Regions from separate parts of the Homo sapiens genome. Here region 1 is linked to region 2. A link is a loop called in an ENCODE intact Hi-C map of the cell type or tissue named here. Cell type or tissue: dorsolateral prefrontal cortex. All regions are shown on one strand. Links, peaks and the distances in the headings refer to the core of each region. The heading gives the core; the rest is flanking DNA.

The links. Peaks named below come from ENCODE experiments on the same cell type or tissue, not always from the same donor. Only the 100,000 strongest peaks of a DNase experiment are listed, where the experiment ranks them.
Region 1: a loop joins it to region 2, with 15 times the contacts of the local background. A loop is called at or near these places in 78 of 110 quality-filtered maps.

The regions. Positions count from the first base shown.
Region 1 is chr5:80,272,905-80,279,680 of GRCh38, reverse strand. No RefSeq gene overlaps it. Among named protein-coding and RNA genes, the nearest start is that of SERINC5, 20 kb to the right of the region's middle. In dorsolateral prefrontal cortex, for the core only: a CTCF peak has its summit at 4,109 (motif pointing right); no DNase peak of the experiment used is centred there.
Region 2 is chr5:80,088,458-80,096,253 of GRCh38, reverse strand. No RefSeq gene overlaps it. Among named protein-coding and RNA genes, the nearest start is that of THBS4-AS1, 8.7 kb to the right of the region's middle. In dorsolateral prefrontal cortex, for the core only: CTCF peaks have their summits at 4,151 and 4,358 (motif pointing left); a DNase peak (open chromatin) is centred at 4,186; H3K4me3 peaks cover 369 bases; H3K27ac peaks cover 603 bases.

The sequences.
Region 1 (6,776 bases), core at 1,020-6,019, 180 kb before region 2:
AGTACAGTGGCACAATCTCAGCTCACTGCAATCTCTGCCTTCCAGGTTCAACCGATTCTCCTGCCTCAGCCTCCCAAGTAACTGGGATTACAGGTGCACACCACCACTCCCAGCTAATTTTTTTGTATTTTTAGTAGAGACGGGGTTTTACCATGTTGGCCAGGCTGGTCTTGAACTCCTGACCTCTGGTGATCTGCCCACCTGGGCCTCCCAAAGTGCTGGGATTACAGGCGTGAGCCACTGCACCCGGCCTCTTTTTTCTGAGACTGAGTTTCGCTCTTGTCACCCAGGTTGGAGTGCAGTGGCACAATCTCGCCTCACTGCAACCTCTGCTTCCCAGGTTCAAGCGATTCTCCTGCCTCAGCCTCCTGAGTAGCTGGGATTACAGGCGCCCACCAACACACCCAGCTAATTATTGTATTTTTAGCAGAGACGGGGTTTTAGCATGTTGGCCAGGCTGGTCTTGAACTCCTGACCTCAGGTGAGCCACCCACCTCAGCCTCCCAAAGTGCTGGGATTACAGGCATGAGCCACTGCGCTCAGCCTCTTTCTTTCTTTTTGAGACAGAGGCTCACTCTGTCGCCCAGGCTGGAGTGTAGTGGTGTGATCTGGGCTCACGCAACCTCTGCCTCCCAGGTTCAAAAGATTCTCCCAATTTACCTCCTGAGTAGGTGAGATTACAGGCACCTGCCACCACGCCTGGCTAATTTTTGTATTTTAGTAGAGACAGGGTTTCACCACCTTGGCCAGGCTGGTCTCCAACTCCTGGCCTCAAGTGATCTGCCCACCTTGGCCTCTCAAAGTGCTGGGATTACAGGCATGAGCCACCAAGTCTGGCCATATTGACATATTTTCTGTTGTTAAACCATCATTGTGGGGTGGGGAGGAGATGGAAGATTTAGGTCAAAAGATACAAAGTAGTAGATATGTGGGATGAACAAGTCTAGGGATCCAATGTACAACATGAGGACTATAGATAATAAAGTTGTATTATATTAGACATTTTTGTTAAATAAATAGATTTTAGCTGCTCTTGTCACACACAGAAATGTAACTATGTGAGGTAAAAGTTATGTTAATTTGCTTCACTATAGTAACCATTTTACTATCTATATATATCCTGTTACATCATGTTGTAAACCTGAAATATACACAATAAAATTTATTTAAAAAAAAAACACAGGGGACGGTGGCTCTCACTTGTAATCCCAGCACTTTGAGAGGCTGAGGCAGGAGGATTACTTGAATCCAGGAGTTCAACATCAGCCTGACCAACGTGGCAAGACCCCCTCTCTATAAAGAATAAAGAAATGTAGCTAGGCATGGTGGCATGCACCTGTAATCCCAGCTACTGGGGAGGCTGAGGCATGAGAATTGCTTGTACCTAGGAGGCGGAGGTTGCAGTGAGCCGAGATCATGCCACTGCACTCCAGCCTGGGCAACACAAGGAGACCCTGTCTCAAAACAACAAAAACAAAAAACCCAAAGCATCCATCATGGAATTATTATTATTATTATTTTGAGATGAAGTCTTGCTCTGTTGCCCAGGCTGGAGTGCAGTGGTATGATCTTGGCTCACTGCAACCTCTGCCTCTCAGGTTCAAGTGATTCTCCTGTCTCAGCCTACCGAGTAGCTGGAATTACAGGCATGTACCACCATGCCCAGCTGATTTTTATATTTTTAGTAGAGACTGGTTTCACCATGTTGGTCAGGCTGGTCTTGAACTCCTGACCTCAGGTGATCTGCCCACCTTGGCCTCCCAAAGTGCTGGGATTACCGGGCTGAGCCACCATGCCTGGCTATGGAATTATTTTTGAGTCATGTTATTTTTTTCTAGGATTGGATTTGCTTGTCTTTTATTTGGGGATTTTAACAGTATGTTTATGAACAATGTTTTTCATTTTTGCTTTTTAAGAACAAAAGAGAATTTATTGGCTCATTTAACCGGAAAATTCAGTCATAATTCCATCTATGTTTATACATGAGAATGATTTTTAATTGTGTGTGTGTGTGTGTGTGTGTGTGTGTGTGTGCTGACCTTGTCTGGTTTGAGTATCAGAGTTAAACAAGTCTTGGAAAATGATTTGTGTAACTTTCCTTCTTTTCTATTCTCTGAAATACTTTGTGTAAGATGAAGATCAGCTGTCGTCTGAAGTTGTATTAAACACACCTCTGAAAATATGAGGGTGAACCTCTCCTTAGGCAAGATGGTGTCTATATATCATGGACAAGCTTCCCAGTAAAACAACTACACAAGCAGGAGTGAATATTTTTAAAATTATGTAACTGTATTGCTGAGCTAGCCAAAAAAAAAAAAAAAAGGCAAGGGAAAGCAGGAATTCAGAGGAAGTAAGAAACCAGACCCTTCCCTCAGGGCATCTCCAAATCTTGGTGAATTTGAATTTTAGTTTTGTTGGCTGAGTCGAATGCAGGAGGGTAGGTGACAAGGCCATCTCAAAGTCTTTTTCTTTTTTTTTTTTTTTTTGAGATGGAGTCTCACTCTGTCACCCAGGCTGGAGTGCAGTGGCGTGATCACAGCTCACTGCAACCTCTGCCTCCCGGGTTCAAGTGATTCTCCTGCCTCAGCCTCCCGAGTAGCTGGGACTACAGGTGTGTGCCACCATGCCTGGCATATATATATATATACACACACACACACACACACACACACATACACACACACACATATATTCACATACATATATATACACATACACATATATACACACATACATATATATACACATACAGATATATATATACACATACATATATATATATATATATATATATTTGTGTGTGTGTGTGTGTGTGTGTGTGTGTGTGGAGACAGTCTTGCTCTGTCACCCAGGCTGGAGTGCAATGGCGCGATCTTGGCTCACTGCAACCTCTGCCTCCCAGGTTCAAGCGATTCTCCTGAGTAGCTGGGATTACAGGCGCGTGTCACCATGCCTGGCTAAGTTTTGTATTTTTAGTAGAGATGGGGTTTCATCATGTTGGTCAGGCTGGTCTCGAACTCCTGACCTCGTGATCTTCCCACCTCGGCCTCCCAAAGTGCTGGGATTACAGGCGTGAGGCACCGTGCCCAGCCTCAAAGTCTAACAGAAGGTTTCCTCATAAAGCTGAGTCTACAAAGGCTAAGCCCCTTGTGTGCAGGTAAACTAGAAATAAATGCTCTTAAGGGAACAGCAAGGAAACTTGCTTATCTTGACCTTGTTGCTGAGTGGAGGGAGGGGGAAATGATTTCCTTGAAAATGTAAAACCAGTTTTTATTTGGTCACAAGGCTGCCTAGAGTAAATTTCCCAGTTGTCTTTGAGACTAGATATGGTCATAGGACTACATGTTCTAGCCAATGGGATGTAAGTGGAAGTGATTCTTGTATTTCATTTAGGAATTTTCCATGTATGTCCATGAATGAGATTTTAGTGTTCTTTTCTTGTGCTGACCTTGTCTGGTTTGAAAGTTCTTAGAGAGGACAAAGGTATTGGGGTGAATAGCTAGCAGTTTCTGCCACAGGAGTGCAAGATGTGAATGAGACATAGAAAGGGGTGTCATGGAAATAGAATTTTCACATGAGCAGGAGGTATTTTTATTTTATTCTTTCTTTATTTTTTTGAGATGGAGTCTTGCTCTGTTGCCCAGGCTGGAGTGTTGTGAAACGATCTTGGCTCACTGCAACCTCCACCTCCTTTGGGAGGCCGAGGAGGGTGAATCACCTGAGGTCGGGAGTTTGAAATCAGCCTGACCAACATGGAGAAACCCTGTCTCTACTAAAAATACAAAATTAGCCGAGTGTGGTGGCACATGCCTGTAATCCCAGCTACTCGGGAGGCTGAGGCAGGACAATCACTTGAACCCCGGAGGCGGAAGTTTCAGTGAGCAGAGATGGTGCCACTGCACTCCAGCCTGGGCAGTAAGAGCGAAACTCCATCGCAAAAAAAAAAAAAAAAAAAAAAAAAAAAGTTGTCTCAGGAGCATCAAGAGCATTGGTGAAGCAGCATTTCCTAAAAACTGCTCCACTCTTGTCTCAGAAATTTTATTCTACATCACTGACATCCATTCTTCAAGTTTTGATGCTGGCACTTTCTTGCTGTTACCAGAAGGTGTCAGGCAAAAACAACCATGGTAAGCCCACCACTTGGCCAACACAGAGGGTAACATGCATCTGAATTTCAGAAATAGTGGGATGGCGGGGAAAGGAGCATGTCAGAATCAATGAAGTATAGTAGTGTGAAGGAAGAGGTAGGAAAAGAGACCTACATGAAACTAGGGCAGAGTACAAGCTATAGGACAAATCTATATGAAGCTAGAACGAAGGCTGGACCCAGTGGCTCATGCCTGTAATCCTAGCATTTTGGGAGGCTGGGGCAGGAGGATTGCTTGAGCCCAGGAGTTCAAGGCTGCAGTGCCTTGAATTGCAGCTGTGAATAGTACCTGCACTCCAGCTTGGACAACATAAACCTCATGTCTTAAAAAAAAAAGTAATACAACTATAAACAATAGTACAAGCAAGGTTTTATTCCTTAATTTGGGTAGGAAATTAAGAACCACACCAACCTCTTTTTTTTTTTTTTTTTGTAGATGGGGGTCTCGCTATGTTGCCCAGGCTGGTCTTGACCTCCTAGAGGATCAAATCATTTGAGCCCAGGTCAGGAGTTCAAGGTTACACTGAGCTATGATTACACCACTGTACTCTGGCCTAGGTGACAGGGTGAGACCCTGTCTCTGAAAAATAAAATATAAAAATAAAATAGTATGGCCAGGCGCAGTGGCTCATGCCTGTAATCCCAGGACTTTGGGATGCTGAGGCGGGCAGATCACAAGGTCAAGAGATTGAGATCGTCATGGCCAACATAGTGAAACCCTGTCTCTACTAAAAATACAAAAATTAGCCGGGTGTAATAGTGTGTGCCTATAGTCCCAGCTACTCAGGAGGCTGAGGCAGGAGAATTGCTTGAACCTGGGAGGGGGAGGTTGCAGTGAGCCGAGATTGTGCCACTGCACTCTAGCTTGGCTGACAGAGTGAGACTCCATCTTAAAAAAATAAAAATAAAATAAAATTATATAGTATATATAGGTGCAGGGATAGATAAATAGACAAATAAAATGTAATAAAGAGCCCAGGAAACAGACCCATGCATATATAGAAACTTGATTCATGACTTAGCATTGCAGATGAACAGGGAAAGTATATTTAATAATAGGTACAGGAACAATTGGCTGGCCACACTGGGAGAAAATTAGATCCCTACCTAAACCTATACACAAAAGTAAATCACAGAAGATAAACACTGAAAGCAACACTATATAATTTTAAAAATATATACATGAGGAATATCTTTATTCTCATGCAGGAGAATATCTCTCTACAACTTTATTTAGGGAAGGATTTCTTAAGACAAAAGGAATCTTCTACATTAAAGTGAATAATTTCTCGGCCAGGTGCGGTGGCTCATGCTTGTAATCACAGCACTTTGGGACACCGAGGTGGGCGGATCACTTGAGGTCAGGAGTTCGAGACCAGCCTGGCCAACATAGCGAAACCCCGTCTCTACTAAAAATACAAAAATTAGCCAGGCGTGGTGGTGGGCACCTGTAATCCCAGCTACTCGGGAGACTGAGGCAGGAGAATCACTTGAACCCGGGGGGTGGGGGTTGCAGTGAGCTGAGACCGTGCCATTGCACTCCAGCCTGGGTGACAGAGCGAGACTCCGTCTCAAAAAAAAAAAAAAAAAGAAAAAGAAAAAGAAAAAAGAAAAAGTGAAGAATTTCTCATAATCAAAAAACACTATAGGTGGCATGTGCCTGAAGTCCCAGCTACAGGAGACTGAGGTGGAAGACCACAGAGGGAGGATGGCTTGAGCCCATAAGTTCGAATCCAGCCTAGGCAACATAGCGAGATTCCCTACCTCTCTAACAAATTTTTTAAAAACCAACTAAATACTATAAAGACAGTAGCCACACACTAGGAAAAGACATATATAACTGACCAAAGATTAGCAGTGTTTACATTAGTAGTAATACTACAATGATGATAATAATAATAGCAAAAAGTTATATAAAACTTACTATACATCAGGATTTTTTTTTTCTTTTGAGATGGGAGTCTCACTCTGTGGCCCAGGCTGCAGTGCAGTGGCGTGATCTTGACTCACTATAACCTCTGCCTCCCAGGTTCAAGCCAATTCTCCTACCTCAGCCTCCCAAACAGCTGGGATTACAGGTGTGTGCTACCACACCAGGCTGATTTTTGTAGTTTTAGTAGAGTTGGGGTTTCACCATGTTGGCCAGGCTGGTCTTGAACTCCTGACCTCAGGTGATCCACCTAACCTCAGCCTCCCAAAGTGCTGGGATTACGGGCATGAGCCACCACACCTGGCTACATCAGGACTCTTTTAAGCATTTTCCAACATTTTCAACACTTGTAATTGTATTTTTGATTTTTACAATCTAGTAGATGTAAAATGGCTTATCATTGTGATTTCACTTTGGCTAGCTCAGCAATACAGTTACATCATTTAAAAAATATTTATTCCATATCATTTACTTGATGTCTCTCACCACTCCCATTTATTTTACTGTGGGGAACTTGTTCCTTTTATTCCTTCGCCACCGCTTAAAAGAATAAGTATAGATCTGAGAAAGAGGGGAGATAAAAGTTGTCATTCAGTTTGCTTTTTTTTTTTTTTTTTTTTTTGAGACAGTGTCTCACTCTGTCACCCAGGCTGGAGTGCAGTGGCACAATCATAGCTCTCTCCTAGGTTCAAACCATCC
Region 2 (7,796 bases), core at 1,474-6,473:
CTGGAACTCCAGCTATTATATCCATATTCCAGCCTAGGAGGAGGGATAAGAGGACGAATAAGAAATATTAATGATCTGGCTGGGCGTGGTGACTCACGCTTGTAATCCCAGCACTTTCGGAGGCCGAGGCAGGTAGATCATGAGGTCAAGAGACCGAGACCATCCTGGCCAACATGGTGAAACCTAGCCGGGTGTGGTGGTGCATGCCTGTAATCCCAGCTACTTGGGAGGCTGAGGCAGGAGAATCACTTGAACCCGGGAGGCGGAGGTTGCAGTGAGCTAAGATTGCACCACTGCACCCCAGCCTGGCAACAGAGTGAGACTCCATTTAAAAAAAAAAAAAAAAATTAACCCTCTTTAGAAGAAGATTCCCAGAAGCTACCATGAACTTTTTTGCTTATATGCCACTGATCAGAACTTAGATGGCCACAACTCACCTGGGAAGTATAATCTTTTATTCTGGGCATCTGGGTTCCTGCAAAAATTTGGGACACTATGACTATGAAAGAAGGGTAGAGCTGGTATTGGGGGTGACTGCCTCACCTTAAATTTCTCTAGGTATGAGACTAACCAAATAAACCACTTCAGTTAGACTCTGTCCCTTGTCATGTGTCCAATCTCAGGGGTCTCCACTTTGAGTTTTGCTTCTCCAGCTCTGCAGGTGTTTTGTGGTGATTGGCCTCAACTTTTAGGCCCCTGTTTTCCATTATTTTCTCATTAGTGATGCCTGTGATGACCTAGCACCTCAATTATTCTTTGCACTTTGTAAGCCCAAAGCCTCTTTCAGTTGTTGGAGATAGTTGACTGATGTTTCGGGGTCTCCAAGACCACTACATTTAAGTGGTTTGCTAGAAAGTCTCATCGGAGGCTTTCTAGACAGGGATGTTTAGAACAAGGCTCTCTTTGGACCCAGGTAAAAACTCTCAGGATTAAGTAAGTCTGAGTTCTTCAAATAAACAAATGCCCTCTAAATAGAATCTAGTGATTGGCTGAAGCATAACTCAGCATCTAGTTATTCTTACAGTTATAATTTATTACAGTGAAAGGATACAGGGCAAAATCAGCACCAAAAAAAAAAAAGAAAGAAAAGTGTATGGGGCCAAGTCCAGAGAAAACCAGGGGGGCAAGCTACCAAGAGTCTTCTCCAGGTGGAAGTCACATAATATGTGCTTAATTTCCCCAGCAATGAGTTGTGACAAGGGATATGAAATGTTGGCCACAAGGGAAGCTCATTAGAGACTCAACACCCAGGGTTTTTATTAGGGTCTCGTCTTGTAGGCACCTTCTCCCTACCATGTACCAAAATTCCAACTCCCAGAAAGAAAGCAGATGCTCAGCATAAACCACACTGTACAGTCAAGACATGGTGAACCACTCTTATCAGTTTCAGAAATGGTGGGAACACTCTGGAAAGCCAAGTGCTCAGATACCAGCCAAGGGCCAACTTTGCAATTAGGCCTTTCTAACTAAAGATCAGCAGCCATCTCGGACCTGCTGTTAACTCTTCTCTGCATACCTGGTGAATGTGTGCTGTCGCTATAAAAGAATTTCAGATTTTGGAACCAGAGTCAGTGATGCTGGGTTTGAATCTCTTTCCATCTATTGATAAGGTAGGAATCTTCTACCTGAGACCTCAGCTCCTGTCGGCTGGCCCCCAGTGTACCCCTATCCTCTCCAGGCAGTGGTGACAACCCCTAACAGGTTGTTAGCCAGAGTGTTCCCAGACTGAACTGAGGGTTGGGCTGCTTGTTCTCATGGCCCAGTAATGAGATGCAGATAAACTGGGAAAGAAGAGAGTTTATTTCTGTAACCCGGTACAGGCAGAAGGCCAGGAAAATATCACCAGACCGACTCATATTTACAAAGTTTTCCAGTGCTTATATGAAGCTATATGTCTACATGTAAGTGTGGATTCATCAAAAGACACAAGTGACTGATTCCCTGTAATCCATAACTAAGATCTGAGTCCTGGAGACCTTCCTCCGGAGCCTCAGTAAGTTTATTTAATCTAGATGGGTCCAGGTGCTGGGGGTGATTACCCTTATCTTGCCTCCCGCTGAGTTATGGCGGTCTGGGGAGTTCTTTGCTGACCCCTAATAAAACGTGTTTAATCCTAAACGTGGGTACGAGGAATGTAAGAATTTCTTTGTTATCTTGTCATGCTTCAAGGCCCAGGAAAGGCCTAGGCAAGACTCTTGGTGGCTTTTGTCACATTCCAGCCTTTGTGTAAGGACACTGGCTCTTGCAGCCTTTAATGTTTAACCTAAGCACTCAGTCAGTGCTGAAACAGTTGTCATGGAGGCCTGCCTGTTTAGCTATTCGTGAGACCTGGCCTGCCACAAGAGGGGTTGAGTCCCAACCTTCTCCATATCCCCTGCAGGCCGCACAGGGTACCTGGGAAATCCCAAGTACGGACTCTCATACTCGATCACTTACAGAGTCAGGTAGAAACTTACATGTGTGGACACTGCGGTGCATGGACAACACAGGCCCTTTTCAAGGTTCCTGTGCGTGAATGCAGATGGAGGCTGGAGCTTTTGACTTTTTAAAGAGAAGTTGGAAATCCAGGTTTTTGTCTAAAAACACTCAAATTTTAAATGTTTGCTCAAGTTAGCAAATAGAAAACCCAACAGCAACCACCAAAACACTATATGGCCCAAAGAATTTTTGACTCAAGTAATTTAGGTCATGCAGACTGTCCTGGGCCAGGAAGCTGCCTGCCCCCTGCTCCCTGGAAGTGTTCTTCCTGGCAGGGATGTTTAGGACGAGGCTCTCTTTAGACCCCGCTAAAACCTCTCAGGATTAAGTCTGGGTTCTTACAACAAACAAATGTCTTCTAAACAGAGCGAGAGAATCTAGTGGTTGGCTTTGAGGTGCATTTAATTCTTTTTTTTTTGAGATGGAATCCCCCTCTGCTGCCCAGGCTGGAGTGCAGTGGCACAATCTTACTGCAACCTCTGCATCCAAGGTTCAAGTGATTCTCCTGTCTCAGCTTCCCAAGTAGCTGGGACTACAGGTGCATGCCACCACACGTGGCTAATTTTTGTATTTTTAGTAGAGATGGGTTTTGCCATGTTGCCCAGGCTGGTCTCAAACTCCTAACCTCAAGTGATCTGCCCGCCTCCACCTCCTAAAGTGCTGGGATCACAGGCTTGAGCCACTGCGCCCGGCCAGGTTCATTTAATTCTAAACTACACTATAATTTTGCAGTTATGATCAGTATTATTAATAGTAAGACAAAGGCTTTCAGTCATACAGAGGCCTGGACTAAAATGGACTGGCTTTGTGTACTTTTAAAATCCCTCCCAGTATCTAGCACAGTGCCTGGTATGTAGTAATTGCTCAGTGTGTGTCTGAAGAATGAGTGAATGATGAGTGGATAGATGAATGGCTCTTTGCTTTGCTCATGGAGAAGACTCTATCCTGTGAATTTAGGCTGAGGGACAAGGCAGAAGTCTTTGCGAAGCAATACCTAAAAGAAAGCGAGGCTTCAGTGTTCGTTCAGAGACTAAGTTGCAATAATTCACGTTTAGGTGGTGGTTTCCTTCCTATGTGGTGGTTGTTGCTTTTTGTTGAGATGTTCGTTTTGATAAATAAGAGTTCTTTTTTTTTAGACAGGGTCTTGCTCTGTCACCCAGGCTGAAGGGCAGGGGTGCAATCATAGCTCACTGCAGCCTGTCCACTCAGGCTCAAGTAATCCTCCCATCTCAGCCTCCCAAGTAGCTGGGACTACAGTGCACACCACCATGCCTGACGAATTATTAAAACATTCTCAGTAGAGATAGGTCTCACTATGTTGCCCAGGCTGGTCTCAAATTCCTGAGCTGAGGCGATCCTCCTGCCTCACCTTCCCAAAGTGGTAAGATTTCAGGCATGAGACACCACTCCTGGCCAATAAAATTGTTCTTAAGCCCTGAACTATTAGCATATAACATAGTGCTAGGAGCAGAGTAAGTGTTTAATAAATTGTAGTTGTTGTTATTCTTTTTTTTTTTTTTTTTTTTCCTGAGACACATACTTGCTCTGTTGCCCAGGCTGGAGTGCAGTGGCGCGGTCTCAGCTCACTGCAACCTCCGCTCCCCGGGTTCAAGCGATTCTCCTGCCTCAGCCTCCAGAGTAGCTGGGACTACAGGCGCAAGCCACCGCACCCAGCTAATTTTTGTATTTTTAGTAGGGATGGGGTTTCACCGTGTTGGCCAGGATGGTCTCGGTCTCCGGACCTCGTGATCCGCCCGCCTCGGCCTGCCAAAGTGCTGGGATTACAGGCGTTTGTTATTCTACTTTTAATGAAATTTAGTCATCTTTTAGCTAAAAAAGTGGCTGGTTTAGGGGCTATTTTTAGAGGATTGCTGCCCCCTAGTGGATGATATGAAAGATACAAGAATTTGAGGCCTCTTGGCCTCGCCAATTCCACAAATTTGTACTTTATTGAGAGGTGGAGGGTGAGATAAACATGGCACGGTCCTTATCCTCCAGGAGCCTGTAGAAAACCACAGAGCTACTGGGACTTTGGAGATGTTAGTTCTCAAGCCCTGATCCTCAGAATTCTGGTAGGAGGGGTAGGAGTGGGATGGAATTGTTGTGAGGAAAACTCCTTAAAAATATGCTAATGGAGAAAATTTTTCGTTCAAATCTTCCTTCCATAAATTTTTCTTAGACATTAGATATCTGCTACTGTTTACTCTAATAGGTGCTGCAAAATAAATAACTAGGCCGGGCGCGGTGGCTCACGCCTGTAATCCCAGCACTTTGGGAGGCCGAGATGGGCGGATCACAAGGTCAGGAGATCGAGACCATCCTGGCTAACACGGTGAAACCTCGTCTCTACTAAAAATACAAAAAAAAATAGCCGGGAGTGGTGGCGAGTGCCCGTCGTCCCAGCTACTCGGGAGGCTGAGACAGGAGAATGGTGTGAACCCGGGGGGCGGAGCTTGCAGTGAGCCGAGATCACACCACTGCACTCCAGCCTGGGCGACAGAGCAAGGTTCCGTCTCAAAAATAAATAAATAAATAAATAATGAATGACTAGTAAATACCCCCAATGAGGCAGCAGATGCTCACACTTAGTTGGATGATGCTTGTGAACGCGTATGTTCACAGCAGTGAAATTCTATTGTGCTTTGCAGTATATAAATTTAATGTTACTCAACAAGTTAAACTTAATGAAAGGGAGACTTATGCGCTGAATCACAGCTTGGATGATGGATAAAAGCAAACCTTCCCGCCCGCCCCAGTGTATCCTAAGCTGTGACTTCCTAGGTCTCCTCCTCCAGGCCAGGATGGGAACTGGGCTCAGCCACCCGTCTGCCTGGAGCCATCAGCTCATTGGTTATTTGTGGAATTTCTAGGGTGAGTGATCTGGCCTGGTTTAAACATAGGCATCTTTTAGGAACAAATCTAAACAGTAGGAGGCCACGTGTGGTGGCTCATGCCTGTAATCCCAGCACTTTGGGAGGCTGAGGTGGGAGGATTGCTTGAGCCCAGGAGTGTGAGACCAGCCTGGGTAACATAGTGAGACCTCATTTCTAAAAAAGAATTTTTTAAAATTAGCTATTGAAGTTGTTCACAATATGTTGTGGTAGCACTTTGAGATATTGACCCATTTCCTTTTCATATTTCCCTTTGCCCCAGTCCTCCCATTCTGGCAGAGTGGACTCTGGGCCCACTATTTCAGTGAGGCTGTGGTGGTGTGAGTCAGAGCCAGCTTGCAAACTGTTCTAGTTTTTGTGTACCCAGAGCTAAGCCCATAGTCGAAGTCTGGGGTTTGTGGGAGTGTCTTAGTCCATTTTGTATTGCTATAACAGAATACCATAGATGGGGTGACTTACAAAGAAAGGAAATTTATTTTACATGGGAGGTTGGGAAGTCCAAGATAGATCAAGTGCTGGTATCTGGTAAAGACCTTTGTGCTGTGTCATCCCCTGGTGGAAGATGGAGGGGCAGAGAGTATAAGAGAGCAAGAAATGGAACTCACAGCCTCAAGGTCTTTTATAACTGACATTAATCCATTCACAAGGGCTCTGCCCTCATGAATTAAACACCTCCCACTAGGCCTTAATTTTCAAAAGTGTTGTATTAGGGATTAAGTTTCCAACACATGAACTTCAGGGGGCACATTCAAGTCATAGCAGGGCGTAAGTGAAGGAACACCGGGAATGGATAAGATTTCTTGGCCAAAAGCAAAAGGGAGAATAAGGCTTCCCTCCTCATACTTGAGAAGGATTCTCCCATGCTGAGAGAGAAGGAAGGGAGGCCTGTGGGAGCTTTCTGCAGTCCATAGGTAAGGGGCCAGTAAAGGAATGGCTGCAAAGGTTCACACAGATTTGAGGTCCCCAGTGTGGTCTGTTAGAGTATGGGGGGTGGGTGCTGACTATGGTCACGTTAGAAGGAATCTGTGTGGATAGATGTCCCCCTCCCCAAACACCTTGGTTCTGAGAAGACATCCTAGAGTCTTGATTCTGGAAGAAGAATGGGAACCCCAAGAAAGACTGAGGTTATGTTTCTCTTGAGTTTGGCACAATAAGTTCTCAGAAGAAAAACAAGGTGAAATTTGGGAAATAAAGTTGTTTTTCTCAAAGACCTGAGTTGAAGGCGTGGATGCATGTCCACTCCATAGTTGAGGAGGTAGACAATGTGAGGAAAATACTTTTCGTTCTTTTATGATGAGCCAAGGAAATAAGCTAAAGTTACTTCTCAGTCAGGTGGCGCAGTCAGAATAGGAGAGCTTTCATTCTGGACGTCTCATTCACCCCAGCCCTCCAGATAAGCAGACATGTTTAGGCATCCTTAAAATTTTTGATGTAGTAGGGAGAAGAGAGAGGTGCTCCTTGCCACATCGCCACACCAGGGCCCCAAGTTGGGGCTAGTGCATTCTTCAGGCCATGTGTCCTGGAAAATGAGGGGTTTGAGAGCTGACAGCAGGATAGCTCAGGCCCCCAGCGTTGCTGCAGCCAGCTGCTTGGTGATGCCCTGGAGTCAGGGAGAGCTGAATCAAGGTCCTTAATCCCTCTGTGCGGTGACAGTCCCCAATGTAGAAAAGGGCAGTGTTCTGGGATGATTGTTAGCCCCTTATTTGGAATTGAGGATGCAGTTCTCCAGATCTCCACCCCTCAATAAAAAAAAAATCAGTGCTGACTGTCACTGTGCTGTTTTTTATTGATTTTGTTATTTGCTTATAAGGGTAGCTTTCATACACAGAAAACACAATTTATGGTGACTGGTTTTTAAAATTAATGTTTGATTAAAGTTACAAATTACAAAACCTTAAGTATAGAAGTTCAACTTAAAAATCTTACGACTCTACTACATCTATAAATATACAAATCTACTTATTACTTTATAGCAAAATTTATAATCACTTGTAAGCTTTTGATTGTCTAGTGCCATTTGTAAACTTAATTAAATTTCTTTAAATGCTCTAAATTCCATTTATAAATTTAATATATTTATAACAATATACTATGCTAATTTGTAATACATTATAAACTAAATTTAAATTGCATTTATAATGTTTTATTTTTATGTCACTTGTCTGACAAAACCTGCCTACGCACTTAAATAACCCTTGTAAATTAAAAAAATTTATACAGTGGATTATAAATTATCTGAACCACCTCAGTATCATTTACATATTCAACCAAATTCTCCCTACCTTCTGATTTAAAATCAGAAGTCTGAAATCAAATACTCAACTACAGACAATCCCCAACTTATAATGGTTTGACTTAAGATTTTTTTGACTTTATGATGGGCTTATCAAGATATTAAATGCCATGCTGGCTAACACGGTGAAACCC